Regions from separate parts of the Mus musculus genome. Here regions 1, 2, 3, 4 and 5 are each linked to region 6. Evidence: chromatin loops called from intact Hi-C (ENCODE). Cell type or tissue: heart. All regions are shown on one strand. Region 1 holds the start of Sh2b1 (SH2B adaptor protein 1). Region 2 has its middle 2.6 kb from the start of Nfatc2ip. Region 3 overlaps Aldoa (aldolase A, fructose-bisphosphate). Region 4 holds the start of Tufm (Tu translation elongation factor, mitochondrial). Region 5 holds the start of Apobr (apolipoprotein B receptor). Region 6 holds the start of Slx1b (SLX1 structure-specific endonuclease subunit homolog B (S. cerevisiae)).

What was found. Peaks named below come from ENCODE experiments on the same cell type or tissue, not always from the same donor. Only the 100,000 strongest peaks of a DNase experiment are listed, where the experiment ranks them.
Region 1: it touches region 6 in a loop (3-fold over the local background); 6 of 42 quality-filtered maps call a loop at or near these places.
Region 2: it touches region 6 in a loop (2.9-fold over the local background); 3 of 42 quality-filtered maps call a loop at or near these places.
Region 3: it touches region 6 in a loop (3-fold over the local background); 10 of 42 quality-filtered maps call a loop at or near these places.
Region 4: a loop joins it to region 6, with 4 times the contacts of the local background. A loop is called at or near these places in 6 of 42 quality-filtered maps.
Region 5: a loop joins it to region 6, with 7 times the contacts of the local background. A loop is called at or near these places in 22 of 42 quality-filtered maps.

Annotation. Positions count from the first base shown.
Region 1 is chr7:126,473,582-126,477,581 of GRCm38, reverse strand. It overlaps Sh2b1 (SH2B adaptor protein 1), which reads left to right and starts at 2,452. Exons shown (of 9, transcript NM_001289541.1): 1 at 2,452-2,586. In heart, a CTCF peak has its summit at 2,092; DNase peaks (open chromatin) are centred at 2,121 and 2,451; H3K4me3 peaks cover 2,710 bases; H3K27ac peaks cover 2,936 bases.
Region 2 is chr7:126,397,377-126,401,376 of GRCm38, reverse strand. No RefSeq gene overlaps it. Among named protein-coding and RNA genes, the nearest start is that of Nfatc2ip, 2.6 kb to the right of the region's middle. In heart, a CTCF peak has its summit at 1,647 (motif pointing left); a DNase peak (open chromatin) is centred at 1,646; H3K4me3 peaks cover 190 bases; H3K27ac peaks cover 161 bases.
Region 3 is chr7:126,794,187-126,798,186 of GRCm38, reverse strand. Aldoa (aldolase A, fructose-bisphosphate) reads left to right here. Exons shown (of 9, transcript NM_007438.4): 2 at 411-543; 3 at 639-850; 4 at 1,279-1,333; 5 at 1,432-1,592; 6 at 1,887-1,970; 7 at 2,063-2,237; 8 at 2,375-2,574; 9 at 2,673-2,953. The coding sequence starts at 432. The coding sequence ends at 2,768. Among named protein-coding and RNA genes, the nearest start is that of Aldoa, 3.1 kb to the left of the region's middle. In heart, CTCF peaks have their summits at 1,578 (motif pointing right) and 2,241 (motif pointing left); DNase peaks (open chromatin) are centred at 516, 1,506 and 2,056; H3K4me3 peaks cover 2,132 bases; H3K27ac peaks cover 1,680 bases.
Region 4 is chr7:126,484,729-126,488,728 of GRCm38, reverse strand. It overlaps Tufm (Tu translation elongation factor, mitochondrial), which reads right to left and starts at 1,374. Exons shown (of 10, transcript NM_172745.3): 1 at 1,239-1,374; 2 at 947-1,141; 3 at 303-469; 4 at 1-79. The coding sequence starts at 1,281. It overlaps Gm46001 (a long non-coding RNA gene), which reads left to right and starts at 2,215. Exons shown (of 3, transcript XR_001778288.1): 1 at 2,215-2,247; 2 at 2,398-2,569. In heart, a CTCF peak has its summit at 1,567; a DNase peak (open chromatin) is centred at 1,468; H3K4me3 peaks cover 2,020 bases; H3K27ac peaks cover 1,516 bases.
Region 5 is chr7:126,581,229-126,585,228 of GRCm38, reverse strand. Cln3 (ceroid lipofuscinosis, neuronal 3, juvenile (Batten, Spielmeyer-Vogt disease)) reads left to right here. Exons shown (of 18, transcript NM_001146311.2): 2 at 949-1,055; 3 at 1,782-1,926; 4 at 2,133-2,229; 5 at 2,387-2,465; 6 at 3,487-3,583. The coding sequence starts at 2,184. It overlaps Apobr (apolipoprotein B receptor), which reads right to left and starts at 221. Exons shown (of 4, transcript NM_138310.1): 1 at 161-221. The coding sequence starts at 217. In heart, no CTCF peak of the experiment used is centred here; DNase peaks (open chromatin) are centred at 328, 1,878 and 2,298; H3K4me3 peaks cover 1,751 bases; H3K27ac peaks cover 1,747 bases; H3K27me3 peaks cover 733 bases.
Region 6 is chr7:126,693,425-126,697,424 of GRCm38, reverse strand. It overlaps Slx1b (SLX1 structure-specific endonuclease subunit homolog B (S. cerevisiae)), which reads left to right and starts at 1,642. Exons shown (of 6, transcript NM_029420.4): 1 at 1,642-2,000. The coding sequence starts at 1,822. It overlaps Bola2 (bolA-like 2 (E. coli)), which reads right to left and starts at 1,425. Exons shown (of 3, transcript NM_175103.3): 1 at 1,326-1,425; 2 at 1,145-1,242; 3 at 732-870. The coding sequence starts at 1,388. The coding sequence ends at 771. In heart, CTCF peaks have their summits at 1,654 (motif pointing right), 3,249 and 3,977 (motif pointing right); DNase peaks (open chromatin) are centred at 1,534, 1,974, 2,634, 3,974 and 1 weaker place; H3K4me3 peaks cover 2,772 bases; H3K27ac peaks cover 2,109 bases.

The DNA of each region.
Region 1 (4,000 bases), 220 kb after region 6:
CAGCAAAATATCTAGCACGTTCCCGGCCCTGGGTTTGATCCTCAACACTGACCCTGCCCCACTTCCAAAAGGCCGGACAGTTTAGACAGAACATACCCAAACTTATCAATAGCCATTTGCCCTTTTGTGTTCTTTTTTTTTTGTGTGTGTGTGTACCTTTCTTTTTTTTTTTTATAGAGACTATCACTTGTAACTTTAATTTTTTTTCAAATCCTATTTTTTTTTAGATTTATTTATTTATTATATGTAAGTACACTGTAGCTGTCTTCAGACACTCCAGAAGAGGGCGTCAGATCTTGTTACAGATGGTTGTGAGCCACCATGTGGTTGCTGGGATTTGAACTCCGGACCTTTGGAAGAACAGTCGGGTGCTCTTACCCACTGAGCCATCTCACCAGCCCCCTTTTGTGTTCTTGAACTCTGTCTATGCTAGTTGATGACTAGGTTCGCTAGAGGGAGGGTGTGGGAAACAGTCACAGGAAAGGGATCTCTACATTTGCCTCTTCCTTTAAAATGGTAACAAAGGTAGATAATCCTGGCAATGAAGACCTGACAAAGTTAATCCTGAGCTGGTGCCTAGTGCTGTGATACAGCCTGGGTGATTTAAGACTGGCTAAGCCACAGGTCTGGAGAGAGAGTTCAGTAGTTAGGAGCACATGGTACTCTTGCAGTGGGCCATTTATATACAGATAAACCACACAGATATGGAACATAATTTTTAAAAAATCTTTTAAAAACAAAAGACTGAGTACACCAGAACTTGTCTGTTTTTTTCTAAGATTTTCTAACTCCATGGGGGCAAGATGGCACCTCTAGACAAACGTTCGTTATGTGCAACAAGTTCTTTATCTATATCCATCTTCTGGGTCACTTGCCTCTGGGTTCCAGGATAGCACTTGATCTAGTCAGCTAGTTGGCTTTGGAGATTTTTAATTTTTTTTTTTTTAAATTTTGAGACATGGTTTTCATTGTTTATCCCTGGCCATCCTAGAACTTGCTGTATATACCAGGCTGGCTTAGAACTCAGATATCCACCTGCCTCAGCCTCCAAAGTGCTGGGATTAAAGGCATTGCTCCTTACTGCCTGGCTTAAATTTTCCAAAATTAATATTATTTTATCTTATATGTGCGTTTTGCCTGCCTGCGTGTATGTACGTGTCCCTGTTGAGGTCATAAGGCATCAGATCCCCTGGAGCTGGAGTTATAGTCAGTTCTGAACCACCATGTGGTTGCGGGGCCTCTGCAAGAGCTGCTAGTCTTTTAATCACTTAGCTCTCTTTCCAGCAGTGTGACTTATTTACATTTTATTACCACTTTGTTTATGTGTATGTGATGGGGGGGGGGTATCACACATGTGTGGTGTGTGTGCCATGTTCTAAGTCAGAAGCCAACTTTCCAACATCCTTTCTCTTTCCACAGTGGGTTATGGGGAGGGAATTCTGGCTAATCAGGTTTGCATAGAAAACACAAGCACTTTTACTGAAAAGGCATCTCACTAGCCTAATTCTGAAAATTTTATTGATGATCTTAGAAAGAGTGATACTCCTTACACTGAGTTGCTTAACTATTAGGATTTAAATTTGAATCTATGGAAAACCATCTTGCCACACCAAGAAGACTAGAGCCCCTCTGTGGGTGAAAGCGACCGACCGCACGAGTAGAGTACAATCACAGATGACAAGCTATAGACATAATCTTTTGGGCCCTGTCAATGATCCCAATCTACTCTGGCCTTTTCAATTACTTCAGCTGTAGTGACGCTGGATCAATGCGAGCTTGGGTTGCTAGAAGGTATTTGTGCGCAAGGTCTCAACAGCACTTTGTACCTTACTTCGTCATCCCTCTAACTTGCCCTGAAGCCTCTCTTGAACTTCAAGCTCTATCTCTATGTACCTACTGATGACCCGCAAGCATGTCCAAAACTGACCTCACTATTGCTGTCCCAACTTTAGTTCCCGTCTAAGGTAGAGCCCTCCAGGACCACCTTGTCCCTTTCCCCTAAAAGACCAAGGTCGTTAAGTTCAGGCTCCGCCCACTCCACTCGGCCTCCCAAGGTCACCGCTACATCGCTCGCCAGATCCCTGGGGGCGGTGTCCGTGTACCCCTCGATGCAGGGCCAGGCGCTCTAGGCTGCAGCCAGCTCTTCAAAGAGCTTTATCATCTCGCTGATTTCTTTTAGTGGGCGGCTACTCTCTCCGCTCAAGTGGCTTCTCTATGGTTAACTTCTCGCCTTTGTCTAGAATTTGCTTCGGATGACGGACCCAACGCCTTCCCACAGCTGCCTCAGTGGTTCCTTTTAGGTACAACTGCCGAAGCCACGGGAGCTTAGTGAGACCTGTGTTGGCGTAGCTCCTGAAAACCTCGGCGCCGAGAACGATGGCGGAAGTGAATACGAAGGTGCCCTCCTTCTTACTGCTCTTCTCTATGGTCGCTTCCTTCCGCGTCGGGGAACCCGTCCCAGCGCCTGCGCAGAAGCGCGTGCTGGGAGCCCGTCGCGGAGGCGGGGGGCACAGGGAGCGGGAGCTGCGGCCGTCGCCGCCGCCGCCGCTGCCGCCGCCGGAGCTAAGCGCGGGGACCGAGATGCAGGTGGGACCGGAACCGGAACCCCCCTCTTCAAGTGCCTCTTTCCTCTCCGGACTCGACCCTGTCGTCTGAGAAGCCTGGGCGGGGGTGGGCGTGGGGGCTCGGGGCTGGAGGGGTGCTCGGCTCCCGAGAGGGCAGCAGATAGTTGGTCCCTCGGAGGCTCCGGCCCAGGGGCTTGTGGAGGGTGTCCAACGACTAGGATCGGGTCCGAGTGATTAACCACGGGGCCCGGAGGGTCCGAACCTGGAGCGCAGCCTGCACCCTCCACCACCCGCCCTTCTGGAATGTCAGAACTAAGCCAAGAGGCAGGTGCACCGGAAAACTGTGACTGAGCCGTCTTGGCAGAAGAGAAACTGAGTCACCAGTCCAGGAACCGCAGGGTCAGCGGGCCTGAAGGGGGCTGGGTCGGCCAGTAGTGCTGAGGGCTGGGTGGGCCTGTGTGAGCCGAGGTAGCCTCTGGCTGGGGACTGTCTCTGCCGTGCCTGCGCCTCTTGGCCCCGATTCCCCTGTGCTCTGTGACTCCCGCATCTCCTGGCTGCTTCTCCCTGGTTTGGAGTTGTCCCTGTGGTTGGAGCCATCGGAGTATGTAGGAAAGGCCAAGGAGGAAGGGGAGGGGGGGGGGGTCTCTGACTTGCAGCTTGGTTGTAGGCTTGATGAAGAGGCTGGCATCACTGATAGTTTGGGTAGACTTTCCTGAGCCGTCCAGAGGTGTCTCCTTTCAGTCGATCATAGGGCAGGACCACTCACCAAAGAGCCACCGGTTGTAAATTACATATGGAGCTCTGTCACTTTCTAGCTGTGATGTAAGAGTTGGGGCACCCGCAGAAGCGCTTCCTTTCTGGAGCGCAAATGGGACCCATCATACTGTCCTCCCCCATAAAAAATAGTTACAGTGGCAGTGATGTCTTGTGTGCTTACTGTGGAAAGCATAGACATGTTCCTTGTCATTTCATTTCTCCTGACAACTGTAGCAGGTAGCGGTTAGTAACTGTGTTTTACAGAGACAAAAGCTAGGTTCACACAGCTAACAGGTGGACTGAGCTGGGGCTTGAGTCCAAAACTCACAGGTACACTCCCCAGGGAGTGAAAATTCCTGAGCCCCGGCTCCGTGCGATGCCTTACTTCTGTGGCTAGTAAAGACTTGTCCTGACCCAACACACCATCTCTTTTTCTCTAGCGCTGCTATCACTCAGCCCTAGACTGTAGGGGCAACCCAGAGATTGGCCTTCAGCCAATCCAAGTCTTCCCACAGGGCTTAAGTGCTGGGTTATAGGATCAGCTTCGAAGACAACTGAGCCTTCAGTCCAACTTCCACTCATTGGACCTATGATGCAAGGTCTTTAAAGGGTGTAATCCCTGCACCCTTTGGTCCCCTGAGAACAGAGCAGTGGGAGCTGTGGTCGAGGCTGGTCCAGCA
Region 2 (4,000 bases), 300 kb after region 6:
CCAAGCTCTCAGGCATAGAGGAAAGTTGTCCTTGTGAAAAGCATCTATTTAGGTCTGGAGAGATGGCTCAGTGGTTAAGAGCACTGACCCCTTGCTCTTCCAGAGGTCCTGAGTTCAATTCCAGTAACCACACGGTGACTCACAACCATATGCAATGGGATCACATGCCCTCTTCTGGTGTGTCTGAAGACAACTACAGTGTACTCATCTACATAAAATAAATAGATAAATCCTAAAAACAAAACAAAAATTATTTATTTTTATCTTAAATGCATTGGTGTTTTGCCTGCGTGTGTATCTGTGCGCCACATGCATGCAGTGCCTGCGGAGGCAGGAAGAGAGCATCGGATCCCCTGGAATTGAAGGTACAAGTGTTGTGAGCCTCTACGTGGCTGCTGGAAATCCAAGCCAGCAATAAATAAATCCAACCCAGCATAAAATACAACCTCTACAAGAGCCGTCTGAAGGACTTGGGAAGTAGAGGCAAACCATGTGAGGTCTCAAGTAAATGCTTTTGTTTCACATCTCCTGTTTACTCTTTATATTTCTTGTCTGTCATTCCTTATTTCCTTCATTCCTTCCCCCTTCTCCACCCCACCTTCATCTTGACATAGTCCTGTAATTTAGCCCAAGTTGGTCTTGAACTCATGACTCTTCTGCTTGATCTCCCTTGTGCTGGGATTACAGGCCAGCACAACCTGGCCTTATTGTTTTTTTTTTTCTCAGTTCATATAATTTATTACAGTTAGCACACAGTTTAAAAATTCACCAACACACCAATAGTACAAAACTAAACAGCATTATAAGTTATTCCCCCTCAGGAAATAAAACATACTATGATTGTCAAAGCTAAATGTCAGTCTAAGATTTAGAACAAAGGAAGAATGTGAAACTAAGTAAAAGAAAGAGCAATCACTCACAATGACCATTAAAAAAAGAAAATCCAAAAAAGTCCATTCTTCCACAGACATTGATTGTCTCCTCTAGATTAATAAAGATTATTTTAACATAAACTGTATTTAAAAAAAAAAACTAGAAACTCTTCCAGTAACTAAAGATAATGCTCCAAGGCCATTTTCACAGCTTTGTTTGTTTGTTTGTTTGTTTGCTTTAAATGCCATTACAGCCAAATTAACATACATTTGACCAAATATTTCCAAAACAGTCCAGCAATGTTGAACTGTGTGTTTAAAATGTGAATTACTGACCTTGTATACTGTAATTGATTACACGGGCTGGGGGGGAGGGTGTCAAAGAACTTGACAGGTTGTGTTGATGCTTTTAGTTGAGTCTTAAAAAGTAAATATTAATGCTACAGAAATGCATGAGTTTCAATATATTTTTGTCTTTGTTTGCATTGTATAACTTTAACGAGTGAGTTTAAAATTATTTAATTTCCTTAGAAAAATAGCACCATTTGGGAAAAAAAACTGGCCTTATTGTTAACAGTCCTAATGAGTATTTCTTCTGCAGAGGACGATTTTTCAGAGCTACATCCAGGTCTGCATTTCTCTAAACTGTCATCGCAAAATACATACTGCAGGGCGGGCATATTTTGGTCTGCATTAGGGCATTTGCTTTACCTTAGCTTAGTTGAGATGGAAGACCTTGCCTTTCTTTGGTAGACCACAGGAAAATAGCGGCCCCTGCTGGTGGCTGCATGTCTTTGATCCTGCCAGGGTAGAGTCAATTGGAGCAGGTGCGCAAGGGGTTATCACTGTTGTGTAGTGCAAGAGGTGCCCTGATAGACATTTGGGGCTCTGCCCCTCCCAAAACAATCCTGCATGGTGGTGTGTTGGGGGGGGGGCAAGCTGGCTAGAATAAAGACCCTGCTGTGAGTTGCATCAGATCAGCTCCTGTCTGGTTTTTTGGGGATCACAAACATTTCCCTGGCACAACAGAGCTGTACAGTCAGTCTCTTGTGTAAATAAAAAGGAGCAGAGAGGGAGGAGGGATGGAGAGATGCTGAGATAGTTCAGCAGGTAAAAACACTGGCTGTTCTTTCCGTGCTCATGACAAGGGCTCTGCAGCAAGTTCCTTCACCCACTGAGGCATCTTGTTGACTAGTTATTTATTGTACGGGGCTGGAGGTTAAACCCAAGGCTTCATGCATGCCAGTGTATTAGTGAGGCTTCTGCAGAGAAAAATTATTAATAGGACGAGTCTATTGCCAAGGCTGCAGGGGAGAATACTATGTTCTCAAAAGGTTTCAGAGTATATATGTGAGACTAACTTGTTTGGCTCCCGAGATACGGTCTGGGTAACCCAACAGTGGCTGCTCAGTCCGTGAAGCTCGATGTCTCGGCTGTCCCAATCTGGTGTCCTCACTGTACCCCAGAAGCCCAGGTAACGGCTATGTTATCACAGCAGCAATGCAGCAGGAGCAGAGAGGATGAGCTTGCCAGCAGAGTGTTTGCAACAGACAAAAACAAACAAACAAACAAACAAACAAACAAACAAAAAACCAGGGCTTCTTCTCTCACATCCTTTTATTTGAGATGCTCTTCCCACTTCAAATAATCTGATCCAAAAGAGCCTACACAGCTCCCCGAGGCTTGCATTTGATTCCAGACCCAGTCAAGCTGACAAGTGCCCACTCAGCTGTGACCCCAGTCCTCCTTCCCCCTTAAAAAAAATACTTATTTATTTTATGTTAATGAGTGCTCTATCTGCATGTATGCATGCATGACAGAAGAGGGTGTCAGATCCCATTACAGAGGATTGTGAGTCACCATGTGGCTGCTGGGAATTGAACCTCTGGAAGAGCAGTCAGAGATCTTAACTGCTGAGCCATCCCTCCAGCCCGTTTGTGTCTTTTCAGTAACAGAATCTACTAACAATAAATTCACAAATGTCAGTGGTCTTAATGGCAGCAATTTGTCACACACGATCCACCTATTTTAGTGATCTGGCCAAGGTGAATGCATGTTCTTTTATCCCAATCATAATTACTAATATTAACTCTCACATGACACAACAGACAGCAAATTATATCTCCCTGCATATATAAGATTTACAGAATAAACAGAAAGGGCTACATTAGAGTTCAAAAGGTCTCAGAAGTGAACTGATGGAGTCTGCATTGATAACTAATCAGGCCAGTGACAGGAGGGAGCTGCTGGAACCAGGATTCAAAAGCAGGAAATGGTGGCTTTAAGTCCAGGTTGGGTCAGGAGAGCAGGGGTAGGGGTAGGCAGCTGAGCAGGCCAGGCAACAGTGGGAAACTGAGGCAAGCTAAGCTCCAGAGAAAGTCAGAGAACCCTCTGCTTATCAGTCTATGATTTAGTCATCGGGTATCAGGCGACAGGATATTGTGGAGGCATACCATCTCAGTGGCAGGCATCCATCACTTTATGGGCTCCTTATGAGGAAGTCATACTCTTGGTCTGGCCTACCTGATAAGTTCTTGGATCTGGTTTCCCCAGTTTGATTTTTTTAGGGGGGGGGGTCGGTTGAGACCGGCTTTTTCTGTGCAGTGCTGGCTGTCCTGGAACTCACTCTGTAGACCAAACTGGCCTTGAACTCACAGAGATTTGCCTGCCTCTGCCTCCCAAGTGCTTGATTAAAGTCTTGTGCCACCACTGCCCAGTGATGTCTGCATTTCAAAGAGAAGACTCTACCTTGAATTGCTGAGTTGTGAAAAGGCAAGGGGTTTATTAAGACATTAGAAGGATTAGCATATGCACAACCATGGTACTGACAGTACTTACATTTTTTTCAGTTAATTTCCACATGCATGAGTGAATGCCAGCAGGGTATTGACCAGCAGACAAACATTAAACCATCAAAGACCTCTCAGAATTCAGACCTTTCTGAGTTTTGAAGTTGTATTGTTTCCCAAACGAGCTAAGTGTGCATAGCATGTTGCTGGAAAGCGCAGCTAGCTCCCAGTCAGTCTACAATCACGAGCATGAACCCTGGTGCTCTGTAGTACATTGTGCAGATAAGCGGCAGCAAGGCCTTTATCAAGAGTAACCCCGCTGTAAACCGAGAAGCATTC
Region 3 (4,000 bases), 100 kb before region 6:
TCTCTGCCCTATTCGTGATCCTTAAATTCTAAAATATTCCCGGTTCAATTTTGTTTCTAGGCAAGGTGACCCATGGCAACGCGCAGGCCAGATGGGTCCAGCTTCAACATGACCCGCCTGTCCCTGGCTCTGGCTTTTTCCTTTCCCCCAGTTGCCAGTGAGCAACCCCACTCTGAGCTGGGCAACACCCAGCAACAGACAGAGTTAGGAAAGGTACAGGAAGAGGCAGGTCTAGTATAGGGAAGTCGGGAGTAGGGGAGAGCTCTGGGACAGGAAGTATCCCAGGACCCTCAGGGAGTGGGGCAGGGGAGGTGGGGGCTAGTGCCCTGGCCTCCAGGGAAGCTTTGTTACCGGGGAGACCATGGGATGGTCCAACTAAGCGCTGGTCTCTGTCTGCCTCCCTCACCCAGGAAAGCACTGCCACCGGCACCATGCCCCACCCATACCCAGCACTGACCCCGGAGCAGAAGAAGGAGCTGTCTGACATCGCTCACCGCATTGTGGCTCCGGGCAAGGGCATCCTGGCTGCAGATGAGTCCACCGGTGCGGTACAGGCAGAAGAAAGGGGGAGGAGGGACCCAAGGTTGGAGCTAGCAGGCTGATCCCCTTATCTCCCCACATGACCCTCCTCCCTTCAGGAAGCATTGCCAAGCGCCTGCAGTCCATTGGCACCGAGAACACCGAGGAGAACAGGCGCTTCTACCGCCAGCTGCTGCTGACTGCAGACGACCGTGTGAATCCCTGCATTGGGGGGGTGATCCTCTTCCACGAGACACTGTACCAGAAGGCAGATGATGGACGTCCCTTCCCCCAAGTTATCAAGTCCAAGGGTGGTGTTGTGGGCATTAAGGTAAGAGGGCAGACTCTGGGGGGGGGGTAAGATTAGAGGTGGATCTGGAGAAAGGGATTAATAGGTAGGGAGGGGGTGAATATTGGGCTAGCAGGCCTAGAGACTCAGGTGTGGATGTATTCAGCATAATTTTTTGTCAGTGTTTGGGGTGAACTTAGGTCCTTGTGCATGTTAGGCAAGCGCTCTGTTGCCAACTTAATGGTTTCCCTGTGATACAAGAAGGTGATTTCATGGTGAAGAAGTGAAAAGGTTTTCTCAGTGTGCAGTAGCACCAGGTCCCTCTAGTCCAGTTAACATTTCTCTCAAATAATACACATCTTTTCTCATAAATATTTGCAAGCCATGAGAGGCTACAGTGAAAGGTGAAGTTTGGGCTGGGTAGAGGAGACAGGGGCCATAAAGCTGACTGCTGGTCTCCTCCCTGGCAGGTAGATAAGGGTGTGGTGCCCCTGGCAGGAACCAATGGCGAGACAACTACCCAGGGTAAGAATGATCTGCCTGCCTCCTTCCCTTCTCCACCAGCTCATCAGAGTTCCAGAGTGAGTCTGATCAAAAGCCTTCTCTTTATTCTTCCCCTTCAGGGCTGGATGGGCTGTCTGAACGCTGTGCCCAGTATAAGAAGGATGGAGCCGACTTTGCCAAGTGGCGCTGTGTGCTAAAGATTGGGGAACATACTCCCTCGGCCCTGGCCATCATGGAAAATGCCAATGTTCTGGCCCGTTATGCCAGCATCTGCCAGCAGGTGGGATTGGACTACTTCCTAACACATTGATGCAGTGTGGGCTAGCTTTCTGTCTATCTGCCAGGATATCTGCCTCCCTCAGAGCAGCTGCTCTCAATACCCGCTGTGCGTCAGGCTCTTGAGTGGAGGCCCTCTGCAATGTAGAGGTGGCAACAGGTGTACAGGCAGATTGATAGGATTGCTTGTCCCCTGTAATCTGCTGAGGCCTTTGAAGCCTGGGTCTCTGTCATCAAGTTAATGGTGAGGAGGCTCCTAGTCAGGAGGCCTTGCCTCATTACCCTGTCCCTCCCACAGAATGGCATTGTACCCATTGTGGAGCCTGAAATTCTCCCTGATGGGGACCATGACTTGAAGCGCTGCCAGTATGTTACTGAGAAGGTAGGTTGCCCATCTGCTTGGTTAGGATAATGTGGTGGGCTGGGCCCCGCTGAGGTAATCCCTGTTTTCCACCTTTCCCTGCTGTGTTCCAGGTCCTGGCGGCTGTCTACAAGGCTCTGAGCGACCACCATGTCTATCTGGAAGGCACATTGCTGAAGCCCAACATGGTCACCCCTGGCCATGCTTGCACCCAGAAATTTTCCAATGAGGAGATTGCCATGGCAACGGTCACAGCACTTCGTCGCACAGTGCCCCCTGCTGTCACTGGTGAGGCCCACTCCCTCATCTTGGCCTGGTGAGGTGGATGCACCATCACATTTGACTTTGTCCAGGGTGACGCCTCATGGCTTTTCCTGCTCCGCATCTCTAATGCAGGTCCCTTTCCTTCTGTGCTTGTTCTCCAGGGGTCACTTTCCTGTCTGGAGGGCAGAGTGAGGAAGAGGCATCCATCAACCTCAATGCTATCAACAAGTGCCCCCTGCTGAAGCCATGGGCCTTGACTTTCTCCTATGGTCGAGCCCTGCAGGCCTCTGCTCTAAAGGCCTGGGGTGGGAAGAAGGAGAACCTGAAGGCAGCCCAGGAGGAGTACATCAAGCGCGCCCTGGTAAGGCAGGCAGGCAGGCGTGGAAGTGTGAACAGGTGCCTGGGCGGGGTGGGGAGGGACTCAAGAAGAGAATTCCTCTGATTCCTCTTCCCTTTTAGGCCAACAGCCTCGCTTGTCAAGGAAAGTATACCCCAAGTGGCCAGTCTGGAGCCGCAGCCAGTGAATCTCTCTTCATCTCTAACCATGCCTACTAACCAGAGCTGAACTAAGGCTGCTCCATCAACACTCCAGGCCCCTGCCTACCCACTTGCTATTGAAGAGGGGTCTTCAGGCTCTTTCCCATCACTCTTGCTGCTGCCCTCGTGTGCGGTGTTGTCTGTGAATGCTAAATCTGCCATCCCTTCCAGCCCACTGCCAATAAACAACTATTTAAGGGGGAGTCTGTTGTTCATGTCTTGTAGGGTATAGGGGAGGGCCTGAGGAAAGAGCCTTACTTTGGGTTTCTTCTTCTTGGACAGTAAAAGGAAGGGTTTTTTTGACCAGAGCTTTGAGAAAGGCATAGTATTATGGGATGTTCTTTGCCTACATCTAATTGAAGGTAACTTTTACCTAATTAATATTCAGTTTAAGCCAACCAAGGGCTTAATGAATACTTGGCAAGGATTGTATCAGGGCTAACACATTTATGCGTTTTTGGGGACTATGGAGCCTTTTGGAGAACGCAGAATCCTCTCCTGCAGTGACATAGGTATACAGCTCAACTGCAGAACTCTTGGGTTCCAGGTTGAGAATGGAGCCTCAGAGCTGCTGATGTTCCCTGGTGATAGAATAAGAAGCACATCAAACCATGGGCCATCTGTATTCTTGCCACATTATATTGAGTGTAGTCGGTGTGCTAGTGCACACCTTTAATCCCAGCACTCAGGAGGCAGAGGCAGGCAGGAGGCCAACCTGGAACTCACTACAAAGTGAGTTCCAGGACAGCCAGGGCTATACAGAGAAACCCTGTCTTGAAAAAAAAAAATTCTGCCTAAATGAATGGATACAGTGTATCTGCCTTTGGAGGCCAAAAGGAGTGTATCAAGTGCTAGCTTCTGGCAAGATAAGAAACCTTAAGGAGTGAGGGCTTCGGACTATAACTCAGTAGCAGAGTCCTTGCATGGTTACTCATGGTTGTGAGCCACCATGTGGGTGCTAAACTGCTGAGTTCTCTCTCCAGCCCCATCATACCTCTAGTAATTTATAGTGCTAGAGACTCTAAGTATAACTGGGGACGACTTAGATCTTAAGCATTTCCTGTTTCCTGCCTTCTCTGCCCTTCCTGTGCTTTCTGTTTTCCTTCCCAAGCATCTTTTTCTTTGACACTTTCGTTTTCAGTGATCTGCGTAGAATTGTCTTACTAGGAGTATCAAAGCATAGTCTCCACTGTCCTAATATTCCCATGTATTGGCCAATAGTCAAAGCTATGCGCAGGCTGTGGATAGAG
Region 4 (4,000 bases), 210 kb after region 6:
GGGTCTGGGGCATGGGGCCATCATTAGCTGCCACCACCAGGATACAGCCATCCAGGGGGGCAGTGCCTGTGATCATATTCTGGGTGGAAGAGGAAGAAGGTCAGCTTAGTTCAGGGACCTCTTCAACATGCATCCTCTAATGAGAAGTAGCTGTGAAGATCTCCATCTCTCTGCCATGTCTTCACCACCCACAGCCACAAATCCTTGTTCTTATATTCAAACACCGCCACTATTTTATAACCTCCCCCCCTCACACCTCCACTGAACGGAAGCAGGTGCTGGCTGTCCCCAGCAACCCTCACCTTAACATAATCTGCATGACCAGGACAGTCTGTGTGGGCATAGTGTCGGGCAGCAGTGCTATACTCCACATGGGCTGCATTGATGGTGATGCCCCGAGCTCGCTCCTCTGGGGCATTGTCTATCTCCTCGTACTTCTTGAACTTAGCTCCACCTCCCTCGGCTAGAACTACCGGAGGAAGAGAACACACCTCTCAACTCAGGGTCAGAGCTACAGACAAGGCTCGGGGCACACGCCTGAACCCCTCATACAGAAACAATCTGGAAGGATAAATCTCTGTTAAATCTCAATTCTAGGAAATCTCAAATGTAATTCTAGGAAAGATAACTTTGTAAGACAGTGAGAGAATTTCCTAAGGTGTGTGCTCATCACAGACGCTTCCAATTCTTCGCTGACAGCATCTCTTTACAGACCACTCTACACTGGATGGAAACCATTCACAGTTTTCATTTTATGCCTCACAGAGCTCTTCCTGTACAGGGAAACCTGTCTCCTGCATCTTCCCACCAGCCTTCGTCCCAAGTGTCTCTTGGAGCCATGCTAAAGTTCAGCGGACTACAAGACACCCACCCTACGCTCTAGTTCTGACTCTTCCAGCTGACAGGACATTGCCCGACGCCTCCAACCCAACCCAACCCTACTCACTTTTCGTGATGGCTGCAGTCAGGGTGGTCTTGCCATGGTCCACATGTCCGATGGTACCCACATTCACATGGGGCTTGTCGCGTACATAAGTCTTCTTGGCCTCCACAGCTAGGCCGCGACACAAGAAGGGTGATGCGGGAGCCTTCAGCGGCCGCAGCCGACCTTGCAGAAATGGGGTCGGGCTGGCGCAGAGACCTGCGGGGAAAGGCACTTGGGAGTCAGGGATCCGAACCCAGCTACCCTCCGCGCCCCTCGCAACTCCGGGCTGCCTGCGTCCAACCCGCCCCCTCACCGCTGAAGCGGGGCGTCGCTCGCAATAGAGTGGCTGCCGCCATTGTGGTAGTACTCGGTGACCGGGACCGGGAACTAGGCACCCGGGGCCCGCGCGTGCAGGGAAGGACGGGCACTTGGGACTGCAGATCACTTCCGGCGGAAATGAGGGTCCGGACAGCGAGTTTAGGAGCCTCTAGCAGACAGTTTCTATGGCCACGGCCACTGATATCCGGGCATGGAGCGGAAGAGGGGGTTTCTGGTGTCTCGCGGGGGACGATGGGGAATTTCCACAGTTCAGCCTGAGGGGGCCGCTTTAGGAGGAAAATGCGGAGCGCCCCATAATGCACGAGCGCCCCCGAAGGCTTATGGGTGTTGTGGTTTCCAGGGCAGCGGGCTTGGGTCAGTTTGTGACAGGCTTTAGCTTCGCCTGGGTTCGGTCCAGAGAGAAGATCTCCCAGCCTGTAAGAGGCAAAATTAACGAGAGTCAGGGATGGAGTCCCGGGAGTTCCAGTCCTTGGCCATTAAATAACTGCCCCCATATCTCTTGCAGGGATCCTGTGCTTTCTAACATTTTGAAGTCAAACCCTCCTCCCCCAATAGTCCTTTGGACGCTTGACAAGCAGTTTTCTTTCCTTTTTCTTCCTTCTTCCCCACTACCTTCCGAGACAGGGTCTCCTTGGCTGGCCTATGTAGACCAGGCTGGTCTTCCAGCTCTAGAGAAATCTCCTGTCTCAGTGCTGGGATTAAAGGAAGTTTTTTTTTTACTGTTAGTTGAATCTTTTGTATACCCAGCAAATGTTTGTTCCCTAATGAATAAGTGGTTTTTGTTTTTGTTTTTTTTTAAGATTTATTTATTCTATGTAAGTACACTGTAGCTGTCTTCAGACACACCAGAAGAGGACATCAGATCTCATTACGGATGGTTGTGAGCCACCATGTGGTTGCTGGGATTTGAACTCAGGACCTTTGGGAGAGCAGTCAGTGCTCTAAACCACAGAGCCATCTCTCCAGCCCCCTAATGAATAAGTGTAAGTATAGTAATGACTTTTAACTGTCACATTCATCTTTTCGCACAGCTTCTTCAACTCTCACAAATAATAGAAGCTTCTTAACTCTGTCTTTCTTTCTGAAATTTACCCTATCAGCTTAATTGACAGTATCTTTTCCAAATGCTGTAGATTCCCTCATTCCATCCCTAGAGAGATGTCTAGGCACAAGCAAGCTACATCACATCTCTTCTAAAAATCAAGTGGAAGGAGATACAGGTACACACTTGTGACCCCAGCACTTAAGACACTGCAGCAGGAAGTCCAGTCCTAAGGCCTGAGCACAGATTGAAACTCTGAAAAGGTAAAGATAAAGGACAATAGAGTGTTACTGGAATCTTGTGCTAGACTCCCCTCAGTCTTTGTGATTTTTTTTTTTTTTTTTTTATCTAACGAATCCAGGCTGGGCAGTGGTGGCACAGGCCTTTTTAATCCTAGCACTTGGGAGGCAGAGGCAGGAGGATTTCTGAGTTCGAGGCCACCCTGGTCTACAAAGTGAGTTCCAGGACAGCCAGGGCTACACAGAGAAACCCTGCCTCGAAAAAAACCAAAAACCAAAACCAAAAAAAAAAAGGGGGGGGAGAGAAGAAATGAGGCAGTTTTACAGGGAGCAGGTTGTAGAAAGAGACCAAGCTAGACACAGTGAAGACAGAAGGAGCCAGAGAGTGAGAAGGAGCCAGAAGTCCAGAACAGATTGCCAGAGTGTTAGTTTGAGGCCAAGCAGAACAATTCAGGAGAAACTGAGAAAAGCCAGAGTGAATCAGTCAGCTTGATGAGGAGTCTGAGCCAGAACTGTTAAGTTGAACTAGCCAGCCAGACTTCAGAGAGAGCTATGAAGAGGTGAGTTTATTCATCAGTAAGTAAGCCTCAGAGGTTGAAGGCACTAGGCCTAGATAAGACTGTACAGAGGCTAGACACTTCCAGGACTAGGTTTAAACCCAGCGTGGGGGCAGCATGGAATCCCAGCACTCGGGGTCAAGGTTCAAGGTCATCCTCCACCTCTTGGGTTTTTTTTTTAATTTATCTATTTTTATTTATATGAGTCCACTGTAGCTGTCTTCAGACACACACCAGAAGAGTGCATTGGATTCCATTACAGATGGTTATGAGCCACCATGTGGTTGCTGGAATTGAACTCAGGACCTCTGGAAGAGCAGTCAGTGCTCTTAACCTCTGAGCCATCTCTCCAGCCCATCCTCCATATCTTGTAAAGCAAAGACCAGTTTAGAATATGAGACCCTGCCTCAAAAAAATTCCAAGGAAACTGGGTAGTCATGGCGCACGCCTTTAATCCCAGCACTTGGGAGGCAGAGGCAGGCGGATTTCTGAGTTCGAGGCCAGCCTGGTCTACAGAGTGAGTTCCAGGACAGCCAGGGCTACACAGAGAAACCCTCTTTTGAAAAACAAAACAAAACAAAAACCCAAACAACTAAAAAAGATGCAAGGAAGGAACACACAAAACAGAGTCTGGTTTGTCAGTGTCTCAGATTGCCTGAGTCTTATATCTGCAGCTTTAATACTAAATAGAACTCTAGACCTGGGTTTGCATTGATTTTGCTATAGACTTAGAGCAATTTGGTGCTGGGCCAATTGTGGAGAGCTTTTGGGGCTGCTTCTAGAAACTTGGCAGGAATCTGATTGGGGGCTAGAACAAAGAAGTGGGCTTCAGGCAAGACTTTGACTTTGGACTAGGACAGGGAAGTAGGCTCAGATATCTTGGTCATCCTGAGAAGCC
Region 5 (4,000 bases), 110 kb after region 6:
CACTTGTAGAGGCAGGAGATTGAAACCCAGGAAGGACTGGGCTAGGAGTCTGGCTGACTGTAGGAAAGGGAGCTCAGGCTTCAGGAGAGGCTGTAAGGGAGAGGAAAGGTGAGACTACGAGGAATGGTGGAAGTTTCGGGTATCTCTCTGCCCCTCTCACCAGTGCTCCCCTCAAAGCCTGATGTAGCCCAGGGAGACGAAGCCGGAGAAAATCCATCCTGCAGGTCTCTGTGTGTCCAGAAAGCTCACAATGACCATCCGTCCCCACCCACGAAGTCCTCCCCAGCACCCAAGACACTTCCTCTTCCCCTGACTCTCCCTGACAAATCTCCACCCCAGGCCCTGTGCACCTCCCCCCTGCTCATGGATGACTTCATGACAGGCAGGGGGATGGCTTAACAGTGTCCAGGTGACTCAGACTCGGGTGCACATCTGGAACTAAAGGGCAGAGGATCGGGCCAGAAAGGGGAAAGGGAAAAAAAAAGTGGAAACAGGAGACCTCAGAATTGGGTATGGGGGAGGGGGCATTCGGCAAGTGCAGCCTGAGTGACTCAGGTCTTGTATTCGCACCTCAGCCATTTCCGCCTCCTCCAAGCCACAGCCTTCAGTGAGAGGAAGCTAGGGTTTGTGGTTCCTGATTTATTTGGGGGAGAAGCTGTAGAAGTGAGGATAAGGCCACTGGAAGTTCTGGGTTCCCATTTTCAACGCCATTAAGATTTTTCTGGGGATGAAAGGTCTGGATTGGTGCTCAATGCCCACACCCTCACCTATGGTTATTCTTGTACTGTGGTCATGTGTCCTCACAGCTTACTGTGAGTTCCTTAAGGACAGAGGCTGCAGAATTTCTAGAGACTCGTTTGGGTAGGAGGATCCTTTTTCTCACTGTTTGAGTGATCTAGGAAGAACACCACAGGAGGGCATATTTCAAACGGCAAATCTTAATGACAGGTGGTTGAAAAGACCCGGGAGAAGTGGGCAGAGGCTGCTGGAATCCATAGCAGAGGAATAGGCTTGATGAAGAATGGTCAAGATGCTGCCCTGCCATCGAGTGGAAGGTAAGGGAAGGACTCCTTATTTGGAACTGTGAGGTGACACATTCCAACTATCCTCTCAGCCTCATTCTCCTAACTTCCAATTAGGACAAACGGCTGACATCACAGACCAGGAAAAACACCCATAGCAGCTTTCTCAGTGAACTTAGCACCTTTGCTCTATTTCTTACTGCTGAGTCTCTGAAGTCAGCTAAAAGTCTAGCCTCTGTTGCACAGTGGGGCGGAGGGACCTTGGTTTTCTCTTGTAAAACCAGGGGTTGGACAACTTTCGTGGTATTTGTTGTTCTAGGATAGTAAGGCAAAGGGGATTTAACCGTAACATCGTGAATATTGCCACAGATAATTCATAGAATGCTGTTTTGTGGGTGTTTATTTTTAATCGATCTACTCTCAGCTACTTCCCAGATGCTTATTATAGGTCTTTACAATAGGTCTGTAAGGACAACAGATAACACTTGAGGCTGGTCGCCTTTGCGCTCAAGCAGAACTTGTCCTTGGGACGTTGGGTGGGGTAGTGGGACATCCGCAGCAAAGTAGCCATAATTGTTTCAGGCAAGTAAGAGCTGCAGGAAAGAAGCTGAAGCCTTCCGCGCCATGACTAGTACTGGCAGATTTGGTCGGCGTCTAGAGCGCCGCTTTTCATGGCTCTACTTGTGGCTCCCTTCGACTCCAATTCAAAATCAGTGCTTCCAGCGTTCTCTCGAACTCTCCTTCTTTTATTCTCCGAAGTTTGAGAAGTCCAAAGGCGAAAAAGAGAAAAAAGGACCCGGAAGTAAGAAGCAACCCTCAAGCACGTGATGGAAGGCTCACGGGTACTGTCACGTGACCCCCAACCTGCTCGTCTACCTTGCGGAGAGTTCAGCTGCTCTTAAAGGTACAGGCCTGGGGGCGGGGGCTTTGCTTTAGAGGGGCAGGGGGCGGGGTCAGGCGGGTGGGGCGTGGGTGAACACGAGCTGGAGATCTGGGGATCCTTCGACGGACATGTCGTGTATAGCAGACAGCGGAACCTGGGACTGACCGCGGGGCATTGATCCTTCGCACCCACCTGTCCCAGACTTTAATCTGTTTTCTTGAAGCTAGCTCGGAACACACGCTGACTTTGGGCCCTTTGGGGGACCCGAACTCAATGTTATGGGAAGTTCTGCGGGCTCGTGGAGGCGCCTTGAGGATTCTGAGAGTGAGTGCTCTCATCGGTTGCCTTGGGAATGACCACCTCTGCCCGCGGCTCTCCCGAGGAGTTGGGATGCTGGCCCTGCCCCCTCAACACCATGCGGGATAGGCGGGGCCTTCGTGTACCCGAGTGAGTGGGGGGTCATGCTTTCTCTACCTCCCAGGGGAGGAGACCGACTCAGAGCCCCAGGCCCCTCGGTTGGATAGTCGGAGTGTCCTTTGGAAGAATGCAGTGGGTTTCTGGTAAGTGGTCTGAGAGTTGTGCAAAAGTAAAATGCCAGCTGGGCGTGGTGGCACACGCCTTTAATCCCAGCATTTGGGAGGCAGAGGCAGGCGGATTTCTGAGTTCGAGGCCAGCCTGGTCTACAGAGTGAGTTCCAGGACAGCCAGGGCTACACAGAGAAACCCTGTCTCGAAAAACAAACAAACAAACAAACAAACAAAGTAAAGTGCGATTGGAGCAAAGATGAGAGCCAAGTTGTGAAAAGCAGTTGAATACACAGATACTTAATCAACTGTGAACTTTCCAAGTTCCATTAAATTCCCACCTTCACCTATTGATCAGATCTTAGTATCTGTAGAGTTATTTATTAAATGTTTTCCTCCAGCTAACTTTGTTTTTTTTCCTCTTCCTTCCTTTCTTTCTTTCTTTCTTTCTTCCTCTTCCTCCTCCTCCTCTTCCTCTTCTTTTTCTTCTTTTTTTTGGAAAGGTCTTTAAACCCTACAAGCAGTAAGGGCTTACTTTGACCTTTCTAATCCTGCTTTTGCCTTCCAGGTGCTGCAGTTACAGGCCCTACTGTAGCACAATGCCCAGAACACCCATTGTTTCTGTTTGCAGTGCAGGGTATTAAAAGCAGGTCCTTCCCGGGCTCACGCACTGTTGTACAAGTGAGCTCTGTCTCCAGCCAATTTGCTTTTGCCAAGTTCTGAGCACAGCTCTGGGAGATGAAAATAAGAACAATATGCCCTGCTATTATTTTGGTTCCCTTGAGATCAGCAGGTGAAAATTTGTCTCCGTTTTGCACAGGAATACGCTAGATATTTGCATTGTACCACAGTGTTTCCGTTGATGAGAAATGCCCAGGGATCAGAATCTTAGTGTAAGCGTGGGAGAAATAGTGCTTAGGAGGACTTGGCACTTGGCCATGAGCTGGTCTAATCTCAAGGCCTGTTTTGATAGTGGAGAAGGAAAAAAAAAAGGTGTATCTTTAAGGACTGTAAGTGGATAGAAAGCCAGACAGTGAAGATGTGTCCTCATTTCTAGGATCTTGGGTCTTTGCAACAATTTCTCATATGTGGTGATGCTGAGCGCTGCCCATGACATCCTCAAGCAGGAGCAGGCGTCTGGAAACCAGAGCCATGTAAGTAAGCCCCTCTTCACCACCACCATAGGTCAGTAAGTGAGCCCCTCTGTACCACTACCATAGGTCAGTCCGCATGGGGAATACTAAGAACCCACTCAGGGCCAGAGGACCCCTGAAAAACTCCTAGAGTAGCTCTGGGTGGGATTGGGGAGCTAAAGGTCTTAGTCTCCCACATCCTCATGGCAGGAGGGATCTTAAAGAGAGCAACGGGTACCAGGTTGGTGAACTCACATAACTGGCTGGGTAAGACCTTATTTTGTGGTGTGTTTTGTCATTGTACCCTGTTGACATTTGAGGTCAGGTGACTGTTGTGAGTCTGTCCTGCATGTTGTAGATGTTTAGTAGCATCCCATGCCCCTTGTCAACCAAAAGTGACAGCCAAAAATGTCTCCAGATGTTACAAATGCTCCTGCC
Region 6 (4,000 bases):
ACTAGTTCTCCAGAGGAACTGAAAATGTTCAGGAAATGATGCCAGGGACAGGGAAGACATGAACACTGACTACTATGATCCCAGCTTGACCAACCTCTGTGATGAAATCAAGAGAAGATGGAGACAGGAAACTGGGTGGCTGAGACAAGCCTTGACAATATGGGAAGGACTGGGCATTGTGCTGGACGTCTGTAGCCATAGCTGCATGGAAGACTAAGGCCAAAGGATCCCCTAAGCTCATGAATTTACAAGCAGCCTGGGAAACATATGGGGACCTGTCTGAAAGACAAAACCAAAGCAAAGATCCACAGTGGAGAGGAACTAGCTGTGGGAGAGCTGAACTGAACATCAGCGTGCATTGTGTCCATCCCTCCTCCTGAGTGTGTACGCCTGTGAAGAGACTGACAGAAATTCTGTATCTTGTCTCTGCTACTTCCAGGAACCTGGAGTGAGGGAACCTGGGAGAATGCTCAGGGTTTCTGAGGGCTGACAGAGCAGGAACACCCTGCTTTTTGAGGTCTGACCTTGGTGACAGTACAGACCACAGGGTTTGACAGTAAAGCCTTGGCAGACTTAAGAACCGAATCTTCATTGTTTAAGTTGGGACCTAGAGGGCTCAGGAAAGAAATCCATCCAAATTTGCTGAAACAATGGCTGGAGGAGAGTCAGGGAAAAGCCACATCCGTGACTTGGCCTCAGGGTCTTCAAACAGCACACTGAGACCAGCTGGGCCAGGTTTAAATTTTAATGACTGTTCAGGCCTAGGCCCCTCATTCACGCCGCTGTCGGGTCCACTGCTCTGGGGTCAGAGTTTTCTGCTCAAAGGCATGGATGTGCGGGAGCTCTTCGGCTAAGCACTCGTTCACCAGCCTGGAGCGAGAGAAGGGAATGGGAAATGAGCGGCCTCAGCTGGAGTGATGGGCTCCGAAGCTAGGGTGACCAAGGAGATCGGAGACGTCTCCAAGAAGTGGGGATTCAAGGAGAGGACAGGAATCCAATCACAAAGGCAGGAGCACCCTCGGGGCTATGGGTCACATCTCCGGGCTTTGGGAATGAGTTGGTCCCACCCATGGCGAGCGGATGCCCGGGCTGCCATCCGGAGCCTGAGGCTTGGCTGGGTGAGAGGCTGGCTCCCGGGGCTCACCGGTGTCTCTGGAGCAGTGGCTTTCCCTCGAACTTAGCCGACACCACCAGGACTCGGAAGCTGGTCGCGCAACGGTTCAGAGTCGTGTCCTCCACCTCCTAGCGGGCAGAAGACCCGGACGATGGAACACGCGCCCAGGAGTCCTTCCCCACCGCCCGCGACCTCTCAGCATCGCACTCACCACATGCTCTGCCTCCAGGTCCTGCCGCAGCTTCTCGCGGAGGTAATCGGCGCTGAGTTCCATAACCACAGCCCGGCGGGGCTACAGCCCAGCGTGCAAAGAACCTCGCCTCGGGTCCCGCCACCTCGCTTTCCGCCCTCACTGCAGCCACTTCCTCCACGCCGCTCACTTCCGCCCTTCCTAGGGCGGCTTCGAAGGCAGCACTTCCGCCTCCTGGCTCCCTTGAATTCCCAGCACTTGGGAGGTTTCCTCCCAACAGTTAGCCAATCCGAGCCGGACTGGAGGGCAGCCAGTCCTGCGGTTCCGCTTGCACACCCTCCTCCTGCCAGCAGGCGGCGCAGCAAGTCGCTCTGCCGGCTTTCCAGGAGTTTGCAGGACCATTCTCCCGTGCTTTTTCCTAAACCAAGGTTTTGCAGTCCTGGCTACCCAGCCCTTTCCGAGGTCCGAGGTCCCAGAAACCACCCCCAACTCTGGCCCTTCAACCCAGAAAGTCCGGATGGACCATGCAGCAAGACCCGGGCGCTTCTTCGGTGTCTACTTGCTCTACTGCCAGAACCCTCGGCATCGGGGCCGCGTTTACGTTGGATTCACTGTCAATCCTGCTCGTCGGGTCCGGCAACACAACGCGGGTCGCAAGAAAGGTGGAGCATGGCGGACCAGCGGGCGAGGACCCTGGTAAGAAGGCGCGGGTGTCTGGTCGGAAGGCTCCGCGTAGGAGGCGGGCCGCTAGGGCAAAGGAGTGACAGAGGCGGGACCGGTTTTTTTTTTTTTTTTTTTTTTAGATCTGGGGCGGTGCTGAGTCCCTGGCCTGCCACCAGAGCAAGCGTAGCAGCGAGGTGGCACCTTATGTATATCAACACTCTGCGATGGCTGGATTAAAATTTGTGATGCTTAATTGGATTACGAGTGCACAAGTTTAGGGCTGCTTTGTAACTCCACTACCAGGGTATCAGACGCCCTCTTCTAATCTCTGCACATACGTACCAAACATTCATGCACATAAATGGATTTAAGAAAAAAAAAAATCAGATACAAAAGCTATGCTATGCAATTAACCTAGGTCCTTATCTTAGGGTTACTATTTTTTAAAATAAAGATTTAAAGATCTATTTATTCATTTTATGTATATGAGTACAGTGTAGCTGCCTTTAGACACGCCAGAAGAGGGAATTGTATGCATCGCAGATGGTTGTGGGCCAGCACGTGGTGGCTGGGAGTTGAACTCATGACCTCTGGAAGAGCAGTCAGTGCTCTCAACCTCTGAGCCATCTCTGCAGCCCCCTAGGGTTACTATTGTTACTATTGTTACTATTGTTGTGATGAGTCACCAGGACCGAAAGCGTACTGGGGAGGAACGCGTTTATTTGGCTTACACTTCCATGTGAATGTGCTTTCATCTCCTCAGATGAAGGGGTGAGAGGAGAGCCGTACCCAAGCTGTGTGAATATATGGCTTGGGCTGAGCCAGAGCGTTTCTTTCTCTGTTCTAACTATCCCTAGGCCTACCCCTGGAAGCTTCTAACCTCTGTACAATCTATTCTTCCAAGATGGCTGATTCAATCCGGCTTCTCTCAGCTTTTGACTGAATTGCTCTGCTTGGCCTCATACTAGCCTTGACAATCTGTTCTAATCTTCTGGCTCCTTCTCATTCTCTGGCTCCTTTTGTCTTCACCGGTGTCTAGCTTGTTCTCTCTACAACCTGTCTCTGTAAAACTTCCCTGACCAAACTTCCATACACATACAGCCCTCCCTTCTCTCTGCTTTTTTTTTTTTTAAGAATTATTTTTTTATTTAATGTATATGAGTACACTGTTGTATCTTCAGACACACCAGAAGAGGGCATCAGATCCCATTACAGATGGTTGTGAGCCACCATGTGGTTTCTGGGATTTGAACTCAGGACCTCTGGAAGAGCAGTCGGGTGCTCTTACCCACTGAGCCATCTCACCAGCCCCCTCTCTCTGCTCTTAAGTAGCTTCTCTTTCCTGTGTTGTTTTCATGTAGGTTGGACATCTGCCCTTTAATTAGATGTCATTTTCAAACATGGCTGCGTCTACAAACTCACCTTACCTTCACTGTAGGGATGAAAGGGCGTGTCTGCGTTCCAGCAAATCATACTGTAGTCCAGGCCGTGTTGGCATTCCAGCCCCATCATATAGACCTGGGCCTTTGGATGTGATTCCTTACCAGAGCAGCCATGTTGCTGGATTAAAATTCCTCTATGTTTCCACTTCACGTTCATCGTTGGAGGAAGTCAGGACAGGAACTCAAACAAGAGCTGATGCAGAGGCGGTGGGACCCAAGGCCACCAACTCAGGGGCTGCACCACTCACAATGGCTGAGCCCTCCCACATCAGTTGTTAATCAGGAAAATGTTCTACAGGCTTGCATGTGTGTGTGTGTGTGTGTGTGTGTGTGTGTGTGTGTGTGTGTGTGTGTGTAGAGCCTGATCTTATGGAAGAATTTTCTCGATTGAGGTTCCCTCTTGTGTCAAGTTGACATAAAACTAGCCAGCACAGTGCCATCAACAGATGAGTGGGTGAAGAAAATGGGACATATACAAGATGCAGATTTTTAGGAACCTTTTATTTTTATGTGGTGTGTGTGTTTTAACTAAATCCTAAGTGCACTGAGCTCAGCAGTACTTGTAGAGGTCAGAAGAGGGCGCCAGACCCC